3 separate regions of the Homo sapiens genome follow, and regions 1 and 3 are each linked to region 2. Evidence: read pairs that join two places in POLR2A ChIA-PET (ENCODE). Cell type or tissue: Caco-2. All regions are shown on one strand. Each heading gives the region's core, and the rest is flanking DNA. Links, peaks and the distances in the headings are about the cores only.

What was found. ChIA-PET counts read pairs that join two places held together with the same protein. Peaks named below come from ENCODE experiments on the same cell type or tissue, not always from the same donor. Only the 100,000 strongest peaks of a DNase experiment are listed, where the experiment ranks them.
Region 1: POLR2A ChIA-PET joins it to region 2 with 5 read pairs; 2 of 35 experiments call an interaction of 5 or more read pairs at or near these places.
Region 3: POLR2A ChIA-PET joins it to region 2 with 6 read pairs; 6 of 35 experiments call an interaction of 5 or more read pairs at or near these places.

What each region holds. Positions count from the first base shown.
Region 1 is chr12:7,652,141-7,658,789 of GRCh38, reverse strand. It overlaps APOBEC1 (apolipoprotein B mRNA editing enzyme catalytic subunit 1), which reads left to right. Exons shown (of 5, transcript NM_001644.5): 2 at 4,158-4,185; 3 at 5,955-6,352. Among named protein-coding and RNA genes, the nearest start is that of APOBEC1, 10 kb to the left of the region's middle. In Caco-2, for the core only: no CTCF peak of the experiment used is centred there; no DNase peak of the experiment used is centred there.
Region 2 is chr12:7,914,084-7,920,732 of GRCh38, reverse strand. It overlaps SLC2A3 (solute carrier family 2 member 3), which reads left to right. Exons shown (of 10, transcript NM_006931.3): 10 at 1-1,503. Among named protein-coding and RNA genes, the nearest start is that of SLC2A3, 19 kb to the left of the region's middle. In Caco-2, for the core only: no CTCF peak of the experiment used is centred there; DNase peaks (open chromatin) are centred at 2,812, 3,142, 3,522, 4,422 and 4 weaker places.
Region 3 is chr12:8,057,016-8,063,452 of GRCh38, reverse strand. It overlaps C3AR1 (complement C3a receptor 1), which reads left to right. Exons shown (of 2, transcript NM_004054.4): 2 at 3,258-6,437. The coding sequence starts at 3,268. The coding sequence ends at 4,716. Among named protein-coding and RNA genes, the nearest start is that of C3AR1, 6.1 kb to the left of the region's middle. In Caco-2, for the core only: no CTCF peak of the experiment used is centred there; no DNase peak of the experiment used is centred there.

The DNA of each region.
Region 1 (6,649 bases), core at 812-5,811, 260 kb after region 2:
GTAGAGACGGGGTTTCGCCATGTTGGTCAGGCTGGTCTCAAACTCCTGACCTAAGGTGATCCACCTGCCTCAGCCTCCCAAAGTCAGCCACCGCGCCTGGCCTAAATTTTCAATCAATATGTGCCAAGTGATTATTATTTAAAAATATTAGCTTGAGAAGAGTTCTCAGACTCAATTTTATTGTCATGAGCCTCTTACAGTGAGGTCTCACAGACTTCCTTTTTCCTTCATGCCACTGACTCTGAGACCATCTGGCACTGTGACACCTCTGTTGGGTAATCAAGCCATAAATCAAAATCTTTAGTCTCCAATTCCTGTATCGCCTTTCTCAAAACGCAGCCTGAGTCTGAAAAATAATGTACCTGTAACCAAGGACTCCAACACCTATTTAATCATCTATCAAACCTGAAATAAAAACCCAATTTTGGCCGGGCACGGTGGCTCACGCCTGTAATCCCAGCACTTTGAGATGCTGAGAGGGGCAGATCACATGAGGCCAGGAGTTTGAGACCAGCCTGGCCAAGATGGTGAAACCCCGTCTCTACTAAAAATACAAAAGTTAGCCGGGTGTGGTGACACATGCCTGTAATCCCAGCTACTTGGGAGGCTCAGGCACGAGAATCACTTGAACCCTGGAGGCAAAGTTTACAGTGAGCCAAGATTGCACCACTGGACTCCAGCCTGGGTGGTGGAGTGAGGTTCTGTCTCAAAACAAAACAAAACAAAACAAAACAAAACAAAACAGAACAAATCAATTTCCAGGTGATTCTATTTCGGAAATTGGAAGAAATTAGGGACTTTTGATCAGTCCATGCATTTTTGTCATAGACTTCAATTCTTTTCCAGGAAATAGTTTTGGGTATTTTTTTTGTTATTTATTTATAATTTTAGTTTAATTATTATTATCTTTTTTTGAGACAGGGTCTGTCTCTCTTGCCCCTGCTGGAGTGCAGTGGCATGCTCATGGCTCACTGCAGCCTCAACCTCCTGGGCTCAAGTGATTATCCCACCTCAGCTTTCCTAGTAGCTGGGACTACAGGCATGCACCACTACAGCTGGTTAAACTTCTGTATCTTTTTGTAGAGACGGAAATTTCCCCATTTTACCCAGGCTGGCCTTGATATCTTAGGCTTAAGCGACCATCTTGCCTTGGCCTCCCAAAGTGCTGGGATTACAGGTGTGAGTCACTGCCTACAGCCTGGTTTGTTTTTTAATTTTGTTTTGTTGTTATTGATTGTTTTTATTTTAAGGAATTTAGTAGCTCTAGATGCAGGCTTATCTTCAGTTTTCCACAGCCCTTGCTCACTTTCTTTTCATGGGAATGGCCTGGGCCTACCGTAGAAAGCATACTTCACAGTATATGGCTAGCCCTCTATATGAAAAATAAAACGTCAGAAAGTGTGCAATCCACCTCTCTCCAGCCTTAAAGGTGCAAAAAGCCTCAGAGTCACTTCAAAAGTGTTCTGACTTTGGAGACATATTCCAAGGACTGGCTCAACTTAGGTTCTATGTTATGCAACTAGACATTCAGCTAACAATTTGGCAGTCATGGCGAGGAAACATACACATGAGGCTCAATTCAAGGGTAGTAACTTAGTACGAAATGCAGTTGGTTCAAATGATTCTGGCTGGGATGCCAAATATGTAATTGAGATGTTTATGTTACCAGTATTATTAGTTCCCTTTTTCCTCTGTTAAATAGCTATTTACACACACACACACACACACACACACACACACACACACGTATATACAACACACTAGGACACCAAGTGGGTATTTTTGCAACCCAAACTAAAAATCCATAAGCATATGCATGGCAAACCGAATAGTAGAGATAAGAAAGAGAAGTATTCTTACACAGGAGGCTCTCACCTCCTCAAAATTCCCAAGTTGACATTTAATGTCAATGATGTTCATGCCATTGAAATAAACATAAAACAGGCATCTTTCTAACCCTCTGAAAGGCTGCCGTAATAACAGTGCTTAACGTTTATGAAGCATCTGCTGCGTCAGGCACCTTGCAAATGTTTTCCATTCATTGTGTTACGTGAGTCTTCCGACAACCTTGTGGAATAGGCAATCTTAGGGTCTACATTTGACAAATGGGGAAACTGAGGTCTAGAGAGGTTAGGAAACTTGCCAAATGTGTTAGAGCAAGTAATTGGCTAAACTGGGATTATAACCCATTTTTCTCTGACCCTAGAGCCTTGGCTCTTGATTGCAACACTGTGTTGCTTCTTTAGACTAGACTGAGATTCATGGACCATTTTAAGTTTGTAACCACCTTTGAGAGTCTGAATGGAGGACGTGGTTTTGCCTGGTTTTACTTCCTCCTCTAGAGTGCGGGGTCCATATTCCTCTGATGATAAGGGCCAGGAGAGCCATCTAAACAAAGTACTGCTTAGATCACTCCAAAGCCGGGGCCACTCACACTGCACCCCAGGAAACTGAACCTCTGTCCTTTCCAGCCCAGACTTTCTTCCACGGAGTGACACTGATTAGTTTGTAGGCCAGGTGAGGCATGATTTCATAACCATGGAGTAATCTGACCAGGGTCATGCAGGGGAGCAGCAGGCCTGCGGTATATAAATTCTCAAATACACATCTTCCATTTATTTCCTTATTTCTTTCTTTAAAAAAAAAAAATTTGGCCTAGGCATGGTGAATCATGCCTGTAATCCCAGCACTTTGGGAGGCTGAAGCAGGAGGATCTCTTGAGCTCAGGAGTTTGAGACCAACCTGGGCAACACAGAGAGAACACGCCTCCACAAAAAAAATAACAAATGAAATAAAATTTTAATTTTTTAAGAGACAGGGTCTCACTGTATCACCCAGGCTATGTACAGTGACATAATCATAGCTCACAGTAACCTGGAACTCCTGGGCTCTAGTGATCCTCCCTCCTCAGCCACTCAAGTAGCCACAGGTGTGTGCTAACACACCCTGCTAATTTTACATTTTGTAGGAATGGGGTCTCACTGTGTTGCCCAGGCTGGTCTCAAATTTCTGGCTTCAAGAGATCCTTCTGCCTTGGCATCTCAAAAAGCTGGGATTATAGGTATAAGCCACTGCACTCTCTCTCTATATATATAAAATCAAAGCCCCACCAATGCCACCTCCTTTTCTATTTTCCAAACTACTCCACCACCATGGTCTGCACCACTCCCTGTGAGGCCCCTCAAAGCTGTCCATGCCCATGTCTACATTAGGCTTCTCTACCCATCGTGTCATAACATTTCCTGTATTTCCATTTCTTTCTTTCTTTTTTTTTTTTTAAGGAGTCTTGCTCTGTCACTCAGGCTAGAGTGCAGTGGCGTGATCTCGGCTCACTGCAACCTCCACCTCCTGGGTTCAAGCAATTCTCCTGCCTCAGCCTCCCAAGTAGCTGGGATTACAGGCATGCGCCACCACGCCCAGCCAATTTTTTTTTGTATTTTTAGTAGAGATGCGGTTTCTCCATGTTGGTCAGGCTAGTCTGGAACTCCCGACCTCAGATGATCTGCCCGCCTCAGCCTCCCAAAGTGCTGGGATTACAGGCGTGAGCCACCACACCGGGCCTATTTTTAATTTTTATTTTTGAGACAGAGTTTTGCTCTTTTGCCCAGGCTGGAGTGCAATGGTGCGATCTTGGCTCACTGCAACCTCCTCTCCCCAGGTTCAAGTGATTCTCCTGCCTCAGCCACCCGAGTAGCTGGGATTATAGGTGCCCGCAATCACACCTGGCTAATTTTTGTATTTTTGGTAGAGACAGGGTTTCACCATGTTGGCCAGGCTGGTCTCAAACTCCTGACCTCAGGTGAACCACCTGCCTCGGTCTCCCAAAGTGCTAGAATTACAGGCGTGAGCCACCGCACCCGGCCTCTAAGAGGCTTTAAGAAGTGACTTTCCCATTGTGCTTAATCATTTTTGTTGAAGCCTTAAGGCAGACTACCTTGTTTGGGATTGGGCATCTGGGAAAAGAGATTTTGGCAGAGTCCTTAAAAATCTTGCTTTTCTTGGGTACAATGAGCTGGTCCAATACAATTAATCCATGAGAGAATCTTCAAATTCCATTTTCTGAGATGATTTGGAGGTTTGGAATAATAGAGCACTTTTTCTTAGCAACTCATTTGATATTTGAGTGTTGTTTGACATAATCATATCTTGGTCAACAGGTCCTTCAACCGGTGACCCCACTCTGAGGTAAGAATAACACTATCACAGTGCCCATTTAATTTGATCAAGAATCAATGGGTATTTAAGAGCTGTGCATGGTGGCACATGCGCCTATAATCCCAGCTACTCAGGAGGCTGAGGCAGGAGTAGGAGGATCGCTTGAGCCCAGGAGGTCAAGGCTGCAGTGAGCTATGATTGCACCACTGCACTGCAGCCGGGGTAACAGACTGAGACCCTGTCTCAAAAAAAAAAAAAAAAAGGAACTGTGGATATAGCTTTCTTTATTGTTCCTTTTCTCTTTTGCCATTTTCCATTCTTTCTTTCATTTTTGCCTTTTCCAGTTTCATTTTCTATGGTTATTGTTTTTTATATCTTTGCTCTTATGTCTTTTGATCTCTTTAAATAAATGATTTTCTAGCTTGCTTATCTGTTATTGTCTTACAATTTCTCTTCTTTTTTTAAATCGCATGCTTTTATAGCCATTAGTGAAATACCTGGGAAACTCATTTGTCACTTTAACTTCATCTTCGTTTTATAATGTCTGCCCATTTTTCAGACATAGGACAGGGAAGTCATGTTAAGGAATATATTATCTCTTGATAGGTGGAAGGATTGATCTATGTAGTAAATGAATGTGATACTTTAGGGATGAGTGGGAACTATTAGGATGTAATAAGCTTGTGACTTAACCATATTGCAAAGAAGAGTCTGCAGTTCAATTCTGAGTTTCCCTTGAGTTACAGCTTTCAGACATAGAGAGTGTTAAATCTAAAGACACCACTGAGAGCAAGTAGAATTTCTTTCTTATAGGAGTTAGTATATAGAATCCTAATGTGGAAGAATCTTGAGGCTAAATTGCTCTTTTGTCTGTTCTTGACAATACAATCTTGTTGGCAATTTGAGGCGTCAACACTTGAGAAAATCTGGTTAGAGTCCATTGAGGAATAGAAAAGATAAGGATTGGAACATAGCACCTCTAGGTGTAAAATAGAAAAGTTAGAATATAGCTAGGCATGGTGGGGCACACCTGTGGTCTCAGCTACTCAGGAGGCTGAGGCAGGAGAGTAGCTTGAGTCCAGGAAGGGGAGATCAGGCTGGCCAGCTTAGAGAGACCATGTCTTAAAAAAAAAAAAAAAAAAAAAGGGTTAGAATATAATGAAGGAAAATTTAAAAGAGAAACAAAGACACGCTTACACCTGAATTCAAGACTAAAACATAATGGTATTAGAGAGTGGTCACCAAATAATGTGACTGGGGGAAGAAACCTGTGCACTATGTTTGTGAGAAAAAAAAATCTGATAATTCAAACAGACCTCTTCAGATAACTTTGAGACATATACTAGAAAAAGAAGTTTCCTGAGATGTTATGTCTCAGATCAGCCTGATAGAAGAGGGGAGCAGAGGCTGGGCGTGGTGGCTCACGCCTGTAATCCCAGCACTTTGGGAGGCTGAGGTGGGCGAATCACAAGGTCAGGAGTTTGAGACCAGCCTGGCCAACATGGTGAAACCCCGTCTCTACTAAAAATACAAAAAAATTAGCTGGACATGGTGGCGGGAGCCTGTAATCCCAGCTACTTGGGAAGTTGAGGCAGAAAAATCGCTTGAACCTGGGAGGTGGAGGTTGTGGTGAGCTGAGATTGCACCACTGCACTCCAGTCTGGGCAACAGTGTGAGACTCCATCTTAAAAAAATAAAATAAAATAAAATAAAATAAAAAAAGAAGAGGGGAGCAGGAAAAGATTTCTAAGATCTCTCTAAATGTGGCATGACAGTGTGGGCTGCTTTTTGTATTTCAGGAGAAGAATCGAACCCTGGGAGTTTGACGTCTTCTATGACCCCAGAGAACTTCGTAAAGAGGCCTGTCTGCTCTACGAAATCAAGTGGGGCATGAGCCGGAAGATCTGGCGAAGCTCAGGCAAAAACACCACCAATCACGTGGAAGTTAATTTTATAAAAAAATTTACGTCAGAAAGAGATTTTCACCCATCCATGAGCTGCTCCATCACCTGGTTCTTGTCCTGGAGTCCCTGCTGGGAATGCTCCCAGGCTATTAGAGAGTTTCTGAGTCGGCACCCTGGTGTGACTCTAGTGATCTACGTAGCTCGGCTTTTTTGGCACATGGATCAACAAAATCGGCAAGGTCTCAGGGACCTTGTTAACAGTGGAGTAACTATTCAGATTATGAGAGCATCAGGTAAAAACAGTAAACAAAGAAACTTCATTGTTTACAACAGACTGTGGTGATAGTAGCTGTTTTTAGGCCAGAAGATTGGTTAGCCCAGGCTGGAAGTCTCAGAAGTAAAAGTCCAAAATAATGTCATAAAGGACTAGGTCTGAAATTCATGACAAGGAAAGTTACAAAAATACAACTCCTGGCTACGCATGGTGGCTCATGCCTATAATCCCAGAACTTTGGGAGGCCAAGGCAGGAGGATCACTTGAAGCCAGGGGTTCAAGATCAGCCTGGGCAACATAGTGAGACCCCATCTCT
Region 2 (6,649 bases), core at 1,080-6,079:
ATTTGATGCTGGAGAGGTTAAGGTGCAATAAGAATTTAGGGAGAAATGTTGTTCATTATTGGAGGGTAAATGATGTGGTGCCTGAGGTCTGTACGTTACCTCTTAACAATTTCTGTCCTTCAGATGGAAACTCTTTAACTTCTCGTAAAAGTCATATACCTATATAATAAAGCTACTGATTTCCTTTGGAGCTTTTTTCTTTAAGATAATAGTTTACATGTAGTAGTACTTGAAATCTAGGATTATTAACTAATATGGGCATTGTAGTTAATGATGGTTGATGGGTTCTAATTTTGGATGGAGTCCAGGGAAGAGAAAGTGATTTCTAGAAAGCCTGTTCCCCTCACTGGATGAAATAACTCCTTCTTGTAGTAGTCTCATTACTTTTGAAGTAATCCCGCCACCTATCTCGTGGGAGAGCCATCCAAATAAGAAACCTAAAATAATTGGTTCTTGGTAGAGATTCATTATTTTTCCACTTTGTTCTTTAGGAGATTTTAGGTGTTGATTTTCTGTTGTATTTTAACTCATACCTTTAAAGGAATTCCCCAAAGAATGTTTATAGCAAACTTGGAATTTGTAACCTCAGCTCTGGGAGAGGATTTTTTTCTGAGCGATTATTATCTAAAGTGTGTTGTTGCTTTAGGCTCACGGCACGCTTGCGTATGTCTGTTACCATGTCACTGTGGTCCTATGCCGAATGCCCTCAGGGGACTTGAATCTTTCCAATAAACCAGGTTTAGACAGTATGAGTCAATGTGCAGTGTAGCCCACACTTGAGAGGATGAATGTATGTGCACTGTCACTTTGCTCTGGGTGGAAGTACGTTATTGTTGACTTATTTTCTCTGTGTTTGTTCCTACAGCCCCTTTTTCATATGTTGCTCAGTCTCCCTTTCCCTTCTTGGTGCTTACACATCTCAGACCCTTTAGCCAAACCCTTGTCAGTGACAGTATTTTGGTTCTTAGTTCTCACTGTTCCCTCTGCTCCTGGAGCCTTTGAATAAAAATGCACGTAGCTGAGGCCGGATGCGGTGGCTCACGCCTGTAATCCCAGCACTTTGGGAGGCCTAGGCGGGCGGTCAGGGGTTCGAGACCAGTCTGGCCAACATCGTGAAACCCTGTCTCTACTAAAAATGCAAAAATTAGCCGGGCGTGGTGGCGGGCGCCTGTAATCCCAGCTACTTGGGAAGCTGAGGCGGGAGAATCATGTGAACCCGGGACGCAGGGGTTGCAGTGAGCGGAGATCGCATCATTGCACTCTAGCCTGGGCCACAGGGCGAGACTCCGTCTCAAAAAAAAAAAAATGCACATAGCTATCAAGTGTGCTTTAGCTTGAAAAGGTGACCTTGCAACTTCATGTCAACTTCTGGCTCCTCAAACAGTAGGTTGGCAGTAAGGCAGGGTCCCATTTCTCACTGAGAAGATTGTGAATATTTCCATATGGATTTTCTATTGTTACTCTGGTTCTTTGTTTTAAAATAAAAATTCTGAATGTACACGACATTATGGGCTTATTTACTTTTTGTCCTTCCTGTAACCACAAAATGAGCTCTAAATCCTGACTTGGCTACTCAGTGCCTGTTGACTTTGAGACTTGTATGAGACCCTCATACTCATGAGACTGTGTTCTTAGAGTCTCATACATAAGAGAATAGCAATATGTGTTTATTATGTAGATTAAATGAAAAAGCTTTCGTGGCCAGGCGCGGTGGCTCACGCCTGTAATCCCAGCACTTTGGGAGGCCAAGGCGGGTGGATCCCCTGAGGTCGGAAGTTCAAGACCAGCGTGACCAACATGGAGAAACTCCGTCTCTACTAAAAATACAAAAATTAGCTGGGCATGATGGCGCATTCCTGTAATCCCAGCTACTTGGGAAGGCTGAGGCAGGCAAATCGCTTAAACCTGGGAGGCGGAGGTTGCGGTGAGCAGAGATCGCGCCATTGTACTCCACCCTGGGCAACAAGAGCGAAACTCCGTCTCAAAAGAAAACAGCTTTCATTTGTTGCTTTTCATACTTGATAAATTATTTTGCTTTCTTTCCCCACTGAGAACTAGCTATTTTGTTTGTTTGTTTTTCTCTTGTGTTCTTTTTACTTCCTCCTCCAGTCTTTTTTTTTTTTTTTTTTTGGAGACAGAGTTTTGCTCTTGTTGCTCAGGCTGGAGTGCAATGGTGTGATCTCAGCTCACTACAACCTCTGCCTCCTGGGTTCAAGCCATTCTCCCGACTCAGCCTCCCAAGTAGCTGGTATTATAGGCATGCGCCACCACACCCGGCTAATTTTTATATTTTTAGTAGAGATGGGGTTCCACCACGTTGGCCAGGCTGGTTTTGAACTCCTGACCTCAAGTGATCCGCCCACCTCCGCCTTCCCAAAGTGTTGGGATTACAGGTGTGAGCCACCGCACCTGGCCCAGAGTGATCTTTTAAAATTGAATGTTACTCTGCTGCTTAAAGCCTTCCAGTTACATCTTACCACTTAAAATAATATCCAAACTCCTTCACCATGACTGACAAATCTAGTGACCTTAGGTCCCAGTTTAAATTGCCTTGATTCATTTTCACAACTGCCCTATCTGCCTAAAAGCCTTGCCTCTCCAATTTCACATCTTGTTATATGCATTTTTTTTTTTTTTGAGACAGAGCTTCATTCTTGTTATCCAGGATGGAGTGCAATGGTGTGGTCTCGGCTCACTGCATCCTCAGCCTCCCGGGTTCAAGCGATTTTCTTGACTTAGTCTCCCAAGTAGCTGAGACTACAGGCATAGGCCACCACACCCAGCTAATTTTTGTGTAGAGATCGGGTTTGGCCATGTTGACTAGGCTGGTCTTGAACTGGACTCACGTGATCTGCCAGCCTCAGCCTCCCAACGTTCTGGGATTACAGGCGTGAGCCACCACACCCGGCCCTAAGTGATGTTTATTTAAAGTGTCAGTCTGGGTCCTATCAGAAGACAAAAATGACACTTTTTTTTTTTTGGAAATAATATAAAGAATATCAAGCTATAGGCCGTGCGCGGTGGCTCACACGTGTAATCCCAGCACTTTGGGAGGCTGAGGTGGGTGGATCACCTGAGGTCAGGAGTTCGAGACCAGTCTGGCCATCATGCTGAAACCCCGTCTCTCCTAAAAATACAAAGAAAAATTAGCCGGGCTTGGTGGCAGGCGCCTGTAATCCCAGCTGAGGCAGGAGAATCGCTTGACCCAGGGAGGCAGAGGTTGCCGTGAGCCAAGATCGTACCATTGCACTCCAGCCTGGGCAATAAGAACAAAACTCCTTTAAAAAAAAAAAGGTATAAGACAAAATGCAGTTTCCTAGAGCTGAGGGAGATTATCCAAGAAATGACAAACTTGGAAGGAAGGCCACTGCCATCTCCTCAAAACTGACGTGCACACCTTATTGGAGAATGTAGAGTTTCAGTCTACTGGAGAGCAGAGAAGTCTGGTAGTTTGCCTGGGTCAGTGCTGGTGTGCAGTCCCTGGGCAAGCAGGGAACACACAGCTGGTGACCAGACATGCAGATGTGCAGATGGAGTCGAGGCACCAGAGGGGTGGGAGGCTTAGAGTGTGGCATCCCTGTGGAAAGTGACCACCAGGCCAGGGTGTGGCTGGGGCAGGTCACCATCAAATTTTCTCTCATCTATACTGCTAACCTATGGTGCAGGCACTGGAACCAGCAAGAGAATCCCCCTTCATCCTGCAGTATCCTTCCAGCACCATCTACTAAGAAAGCATTGTTCTTAGTACTCTAAAAAGGAAATGCTTAAAGGAATTCCAACCTTTTAAAAGCAGGTATTGGCCAGGCGCAGTGGCTCAAGCCTGTAATCTCAGCACTTTGGGAGGCCAAGGCGGGCGGATCACAAGGTCAGGAGATCGAGACCATCCTGGCTAACATGGTGAAACCCCGTCTCTACTAAAAATACAAGAAATTAGCAGGGCGTGGTGGCGGGCGCCTGTAGTCCCAGCTGGTCTGGAGGCTGAAGCAGGAGAATGGCGTGAACCCGGGAGGCGGAGCTTGCAGTGAGCCGAGATCGAGATCGTGCCACTGCACTCCAGCCTGGGCGACAGAGCGAGACTCCGTCTCAAAAAAAAAAAAAAAAAAAAAAGCAGGTATTGAGGGATGAATTCGGAGCTGACAGACAATAAATTTATAACTAGCACAATAAGTGTTAGATGGCTGGGTAGATAATAGTGGGTATTGGTTGAGGGGATTTCCCCCTTCCACACCTCCCAAAGCCACCTGGGCTTTTAGAGAAATTTCAAGTCCCCCACCCCGCCACCCTCCTTTTTTTTGGAATCAAGTGTTTGTTGCAGAAACTTGGCCAAGGTTCCAAGTGGCCCCAGATGGTTGAGGTTGGGCTAGGGGTCGCCTGCTCAGGGCTGGGCAAGTGAGACAAGGAAAAGGTGGAGGGAGCGCCTCTGGGCCTGGAGCTTCAGAGCTGCGAGGTTATGTTTCAGCCAAACTGCAGGTGAGGCTTATGAGGCCCGCTTGGGCTCCGCGCTGTGGGCCTTCATCACGCCGTCCTCTCTCATCATGAGCTGTAGATACCCAAAGAATGGCACCGATGAATCATCTAGTAACAAATCTGTCTTTTTGATCGGGGGCCTTCGCTGCACTGGCGTGGCTGAAACTGCGGTTCTCACCAACGTCCACCCTCTTCCTCCAGTTCGCCGCCCTGCCCCCAGCGAGCACTGAGCCCGCCAGCCCGACTTGGCGCTGCGGCCGCGACCACCCACCTCCCAATAGCCCGGCGGCCGCATGAGGCTGGGACTGGCGCACGGAGGCGGTGGGGCGGCGGGGGGGGGGAAGGGGGAGGGGAAGGGGGGTGCTGAAGCGGGGGGGGCGAGAAACTGGAGACCCTGCAAAAAGGCTGGGCCTGGGCTGCTCTGGTTACCCCGCGAGTCCTCTTCACTGCGCAGGCGTGGGCAGCTGCAGAACCCTGTCATTCTATCTTAGTTTGCTCATCATCACTAATATTCTTTGCTATGACCCAGGATATACCTGGAACCCAGCGACCTTGACCTGCCTTCCAATGCAGGTAAGTGAATTTAACTGCCCTTTCTGTATTGCTCTAGGCTGTGTTACTTGATAGGGTTGACGCCTGAGTTGGGATACATTTCAGGGATTACATTAATTTTTTTTTTTTTTTTTGAGACGGAGTTTCGCTCTTGTCGCCCAGGCTGGAGTGCAATGGCACGATCTCAGGTCACCGCAATCTCCGCCACCCGGGTTCAAGCGATTCTCCTGCCTCAGCCTCCCGAGTAGCTGGGATGAGAGGCGCGCGACACCACGCCCAGCTACACGCCCGGCTAATTTTTTGTATTTTTAGTAGAAACAGGATTTCACCATGTTAGCCAGGCTGGTCTCGAACTCCCGACTTCAGGTGATCCGCCCGCCTAGGCCTCCCAAACTGTTGGGATGACAGGCGTGAGCCACCGCGCCCGGCTAAGTTTCATTTTTTTAAATGAGAAAATTGGCCAGGTGCTGCGGCTCGAGCCTGTCATCCCAGCACTTTGGGAGCTGAGGCGGGAGAATCGCTTGAACCCGGGAGGCAGAGGTTGCAGTGAGCCGAGATCGTGCCATTGCACTCCAGCCTGGACGACAGACTGAGACTCCGTCTCAAAAAAATAAACAAAAGAAAAAAAGTGAAAGAAGCCAATCATAAAAGACCACATACTATATTACTCAATTGAGACGAAATTTCCAGAATAGGCCATTCTACAGAGAGAAAGAAGATAGATTTACTGGTGGCCTTGGAAGGGAAGAGGAAGTGGTGAAGAACACAGGGAGGGCAGAGTGCAGTGGCTCACGCCTGTAACCCCAGCACTTTAGGAGGCCGAGGCAGAAGGATCACTTGAGCCAGGAGTTCAAGACCAGCCTAGGCAATATAGAGAGACCCCCGTCTCTACAAAAAATTTAAAATTTAGTCAGGTGTGGTGGCACGTGCCTGTGATCCCAGCTACTCGGGAGGCTGAGGCAGGAGGATCGCTTGAGCCAGGAGGTCGAGGTTGCAGTGAACCGAGGTCATACCACTGCACTCTAGCTTGGGCGACAGAGGGAGACCCTATCTCGAAAAGAAAAGATATGAAACTGAAATATCCTGGCCAGGCGCGGTAGCTCACGCGTGTAATCCCAGCACTTTGGGAGGCTGAGGCGGGCGGATCATGAGGTCAGGAGATCGAGACCATCCTGGCTAACACGGTAAAACCCTGTTTCTACTAAAAATACAAAAAATTAGCCGGGCATGGTGGCTGGCGGGCGCCTGTAGTCCCAGCTACTCAGGAGGCTGAGGCAGGAGAATGGCGTGAACCCGGGAGGTGGAGCTTGCAGTGAGCCGATATCCCGCCACTGCGCTCCAGCCTGGGCGACAGAGCAAGACTCTGTCTCAAAAACATAAATAAAATAAATAAAAAATAAAACCTAAATATCCCAATAAGAAACTGGTAAACATAAATTTTGAAACATCCGTGGAATATAGTACTATGCAGATACTCTACATAATTAGGTAGATATTTGGTGCTGCTATGTTACAACATCCATGATGTATCACTGAGTAAAGAAAAGAAATTAGAGAATAACATATTCAGTATGACCCCATTTGTTTAAAAAAAAAAAAGAAGGAAGATAAGAAAAGGAATCTTACTTAT
Region 3 (6,437 bases), core at 1-5,000, 140 kb before region 2:
TACGAGCATGTTCACAGTTAGGGGAAGGTAATATCACAGAGGCCAAGAGAAGAGAGTGTTAAGAAGTCAGTGTATCTAATGACACATATTGTGGAAGGTGACTGAGAAACAAACGTTTGGATTTGGTTTTTAGAAGTAATTTTAGCAGAATTATGGAAGCAGAAGATACATTACAAAGAATTAAGAAGTTGGTGGCCGGCCGGGCCTGGTGGCTCACATCTGTAATCCCGGGACTTTGGGAGGCCGAGGCGGGCGGATCACCAGGTCAGGAAATCAAGATCATCCTGGCTAACATGGTGAAACCCCGTCTCTACTAAAAATACAAAAATTAGCCGGGCGTGGTGGTACACGCCTGTAATCCCAGCTCCTCGGGAGGCTGAGGCAGAAGAATTGCTTAAACCCGGGATGCGGAGGCTGTAGTGAGCCGAGATCGCACCATTGCACTCCAGCCTGGGAGACAGAGCGAGACTCCATCACAAAAAAAAAAAAAAAAAAAAAAAAAAGGGCCGGGCGCGGTGGCTCACGCCTGTAATCCCAACACTTTGGGAGGCCGAGGCGGGCGGATCGCCTGAGGTCGGGAGATCAACATCATCCTGGCCAACATGGAGAAACCCCGTTCTCTACTAAAAATACAAAAAAAAATTAGCCGGGCATGGTGGCGCATGCCTGTAATCCCAGCTACTGGGAGGCTGAGGCAGGAGAATCACTTGAACCCGGGAGGAGGAGGTTGCAGTGAGCCAAGATCGCGCCACTGCACTCCAGCGTGGGCAACAAGAGCGAAACTCCATCTCAAGAAAAAAGAAAAAAAGAAGAAGTTAGTGTTCAGAACAGTAGGCGTAGGCCCCAAAACAAAGCAGTATCCTTGAAAAAGAGAAATTATGCTAAATTAAGAGACTTAAGAAGAAAGTGCGATCTGAAGTAGATATTGTCGTGGACAAGCCAGCTATAAAAGATGTCTTAGGGACAGTTGAAAAATAATCATATAAAAGGGGGGGCATGGTGGTTCGTGCCTGTAATCTCAGCACTTCGGGAGGCCGAGGAAGAATCAGTAGAGCCCAGGAGTTGGAGACCAGCCTGAGCAACATAGCAAGACCCCATCTTTACAAACAGAAACAAAACAGATAAAGGTCGGGTATTCCTTATGGTACATATTGTATAATGTGGAGACTGCTAACTGAAAAAAGAAAAAAATGTATAAAAAATATGTATTTACACCCATGTTCATTGATGCATAATTCACAATAGTCAAAAGGTGAAAGCAATCCAGATGTCCTCTGTGGAATGACTGGATAAACAAAATGAAGTATAGACCTACAATGGAATATTATTCAGCCTTAAAAAGAAAGAAAATTCTGACCCATGCCACAACGCGGAGGAAGCTTGAAGACATTATGCTAAGTGAAATACACCAGACACAAAAAGACAAATACTGTGTGATTCCACTTAGATCAGATATCTAAAGTAGTCGAATTCATAGAAATTGAAAGTACAATGGTGATTGCCAGGGGCTGAGAAAAGGAGAAAATGGGGAATTCTTTCCTGAGCACATTTTCAGTTTTGTAAGATGAAAAAGTTCTGAAAATTGGTTGTACAACGTGAATATGGTAAACACTACTGAACTGTGTACTTAAAAATGGTGAAGATGGTAAATGTTATGATACATGTGTTTGGCAATTAAAATTTTTTTGTTAGGGCCAGGCGCGGTGGCTCGCACCTGTAATCCCAGCACTTTGGGAGGGAGAGGAGGGAGGATCACTCGAGCCTAGCAGTTCAAGAGTAGCCTGGCCAACATGGCAAAACCTGTCTCTGCTAAAAATACAAAAATTAGTTGGTACGTTGGTGGGCAACTGCAGTCCCAGCTACTCAGGAGGCTGAGGCACGATAATTGCTTGAACCCGGGAGGCAGAGGCTGCAGTGAGCCGAGATTGTATCACTGCACTCCAGCCTGAATGACGGAGGGAGATTCTGTCTCAAAAATAATAATAATAATAATAATAAATAAATAAATGAAGCACTGTCCCACATATTAGAAGGCTTCTAGCCATCACAGCCCCTGCTGTCTAAAGATACGCATGTGTATACCTAAATGCACACACACACATAAAAAAAGGTCAAGAGGATATAAATTCAGGTGCTAAAATAATAATCACTGACTAGTGAGTATATTTTTATTTTCTTTTTTGTTTGTCTATATTTTCCAATTTTCTTCATGCATATTTTTTGCTTTTGTAATAATAAAGCTCTTTTCCCAAGTTACGGTCATAAAACACAAATAAATAAGAAAGAAATGATAGGTAGTGAGGAAGTCAATGCAGAGGGCCAACAACTCTTGGAAAATTTGAAAGCAAAAGGAGATGGAGTTGTATCTAAAAGACATCGCTGAGTCTAGAGTACCTCTTTCTGTGGCGGCGAGTCCTCTGAAAATCTGGTGGGGAGAGTGGATGAAGCTTCTGCCCTCAGAGAAATGAGAATATGTAAAGTTGAAGTTTTGCATATCATTTTAGGTGGTGATGGAACTTCCTAAAACCCTTTCGTGACCTCAGGTTGGAGACCTCCAGTCCAGATATTTTTGTGTGTTTACTTATTTAGCTTATTTGTTTATTTTTAAACACACTGGGTGAAGAAAGGAGCCAGTGGAAAAACCAAGATTGAAAGTACAAGAAAGAGGAGAAATTTACACTAATATGGACTTCCAGATGAGGCTGTGATTTTGATACACACATAAATCAATACAGTAGATTTTAAATTGTCTATCATAGGATGGGCATGGTGGCTCATGCCTATAATCCCAGCACTTTGGGAGGCCAAGGCAGGCAGATCACCCGAGGTCAGGAGTTCAAGACCAGCCTGGCCAACATGGCAAAACCCCGTCTCTACTAAAAATACAAAAATTAGCCAGGCGTGGTGGTGCACGCCTGTAATCCCAGCTACTCTGGAGGCTGAGGCAGGAGAATCGCTTGAACTCGGGAGGCGGAGCTTACAGTGAGCTGAAATCAATCCACTGCACTCCAGCCTGCGCGACAGAGGAAGACTCTGTCTGAAAAATAATTAATAAATTAATAAATAAATATAATTGTCTATCAGAGAATGCTTTTATGTGGTCCCGTGTGAGGTGAAGGAAGGCAAACTAAAACAGCGTGAGGACCTTCTGGTTTCATGATCCCACATCTTTATGTGGGAAGATTAGAATCCTAAGAATATGTATGCATTTTCAAAAAGATACTGTTTGTTTTAACATTTTTTTCATCTTTTTGCAGAAGTTTAGCAATGGCGTCTTTCTCTGCTGAGACCAATTCAACTGACCTACTCTCACAGCCATGGAATGAGCCCCCAGTAATTCTCTCCATGGTCATTCTCAGCCTTACTTTTTTACTGGGATTGCCAGGCAATGGGCTGGTGCTGTGGGTGGCTGGCCTGAAGATGCAGCGGACAGTGAACACAATTTGGTTCCTCCACCTCACCTTGGCGGACCTCCTCTGCTGCCTCTCCTTGCCCTTCTCGCTGGCTCACTTGGCTCTCCAGGGACAGTGGCCCTACGGCAGGTTCCTATGCAAGCTCATCCCCTCCATCATTGTCCTCAACATGTTTGCCAGTGTCTTCCTGCTTACTGCCATTAGCCTGGATCGCTGTCTTGTGGTATTCAAGCCAATCTGGTGTCAGAATCATCGCAATGTAGGGATGGCCTGCTCTATCTGTGGATGTATCTGGGTGGTGGCTTTTGTGATGTGCATTCCTGTGTTCGTGTACCGGGAAATCTTCACTACAGACAACCATAATAGATGTGGCTACAAATTTGGTCTCTCCAGCTCATTAGATTATCCAGACTTTTATGGAGATCCACTAGAAAACAGGTCTCTTGAAAACATTGTTCAGCCGCCTGGAGAAATGAATGATAGGTTAGATCCTTCCTCTTTCCAAACAAATGATCATCCTTGGACAGTCCCCACTGTCTTCCAACCTCAAACATTTCAAAGACCTTCTGCAGATTCACTCCCTAGGGGTTCTGCTAGGTTAACAAGTCAAAATCTGTATTCTAATGTATTTAAACCTGCTGATGTGGTCTCACCTAAAATCCCCAGTGGGTTTCCTATTGAAGATCACGAAACCAGCCCACTGGATAACTCTGATGCTTTTCTCTCTACTCATTTAAAGCTGTTCCCTAGCGCTTCTAGCAATTCCTTCTACGAGTCTGAGCTACCACAAGGTTTCCAGGATTATTACAATTTAGGCCAATTCACAGATGACGATCAAGTGCCAACACCCCTCGTGGCAATAACGATCACTAGGCTAGTGGTGGGTTTCCTGCTGCCCTCTGTTATCATGATAGCCTGTTACAGCTTCATTGTCTTCCGAATGCAAAGGGGCCGCTTCGCCAAGTCTCAGAGCAAAACCTTTCGAGTGGCCGTGGTGGTGGTGGCTGTCTTTCTTGTCTGCTGGACTCCATACCACATTTTTGGAGTCCTGTCATTGCTTACTGACCCAGAAACTCCCTTGGGGAAAACTCTGATGTCCTGGGATCATGTATGCATTGCTCTAGCATCTGCCAATAGTTGCTTTAATCCCTTCCTTTATGCCCTCTTGGGGAAAGATTTTAGGAAGAAAGCAAGGCAGTCCATTCAGGGAATTCTGGAGGCAGCCTTCAGTGAGGAGCTCACACGTTCCACCCACTGTCCCTCAAACAATGTCATTTCAGAAAGAAATAGTACAACTGTGTGAAAATGTGGAGCAGCCAACAAGCAGGGGCTCTTAGGCAATCACATAGTGAAAGTTTATAAGAGGATGAAGTGATATGGTGAGCAGCGGACTTCAAAAACTGTCAAAGAATCAATCCAGCGGTTCTCAAACGGTACACAGACTATTGACATCAGCATCACCTAGAAACTTGTTAGAAATGCAAATTCTCAAGCCGCATCCCAGACTTGCTGAATCGGAATCTCTGGGGGTTGGGACCCAGCAAGGGCACTTAACAAACCCTCGTTTCTGATTAATGCTAAATGTAAGAATCATTGTAAACATTAGTTCTATTTCTATCCCAAACTAAGCTATGTGAAATAAGAGAAGCTACTTTGTTTTTAAATGATGTTGAATATTTGTCGATATTTCCATCATTAAATTTTTCCTTAGCATTGTCTAAGTCTTCCAGATTCCATTTAAAACCATTTCTTGTTCTCCTACGTGAGTGAAAGATGATCATATATCCTAATGCTTTGTTGTCGTGTGGTGTTGATGGTTTTAAACGAAAAGAAAGTGCAAAAAGAAAATGCCTGTGAAGACAAGAAGCCATGAGACTGAGTCTGGAGCATAGGGTTATGCAATGATGCCTGTCCCTGGGAACACCCCTGGGTACAGGATATAGAAATTTCCACTATTACATAGAGTTTCCACTATTACAACTAAATAAGCATCTATTGTGTGAAAACTGACTCATGAAATGTTATGAAAGCTGTGGTTTGGGGAGTTCTGTTTCTTCTAACTGCCTACCGGTTGGGCACCTATTTTCCACTCCTCTTCCTAAGCTCCTTAATTTCCTTATTACTCCCCAGCCTCCAAATCTTCCACATCAGACTTTGTGCCTCAAACAACCTCTAATTTCGTAAGATTCTAGTTACTCCCTTCCTCTTGCTCCAAATGAATACTTTCTAAGAAAGTATTTCAAGTGGAAGGAGAAAGAGGGTGGAGGATGGAGCAGCAATTCTTCTACTCTCTGCAACTGAGTACCCTACCAGGCTTGCCATCACATTTTAAAACATGACGACAGGCAACTTACATGCCAAAATTACCAAATATATCTTCTGGGTTTTTTAAATCCTTTTCTTTGCCAAAGTAATACATGCACATAGTTTTAAAATAATTTAATAAGGTATATAATGAAATATGAGGTCTCCTACCTCACTGTGCCCAAAAGTTCCCTCCTCCCACTCTCATTTCCCAGAGATAATCCTTGCACAATTTTAGATGTTTCCTTTGATAATTATCATGATGTTTCTAAATCATGTGCTTATGCTGCTCTTTTCTGGAGGCATGATAAAACGACTTCTTGTTTTGAAAGATGAAGATGTTTATCCAAGCACCCCATATTTTTAATTTGTTTATCCAGCATCCCAACATTCATTAATAACCATATTTTAATTCATTCATGACCACATATTTTTCTTCTACTTTGTCTATACACTCCAACCATTTATATAGCTTTCCTTCTGTCCCTTTTTCATTTAAAACAAAATTACCTAACTCCCTACCACCTTCTCATTTTTCTGTATATATAAATGTTTGTGTCAAACGTCTGAAATTTCTGGCTTGTTTGTATCACAACGTGGCCTCATCTAAACCAAATACAATGATGTAGTCTAAAAACAGAAAATGACATGTGTTTTAGACCTGCAAGACACTATCTGTTCAATGGCTGAGGTGAGGGTCTGGACTACAGATTTTTTATA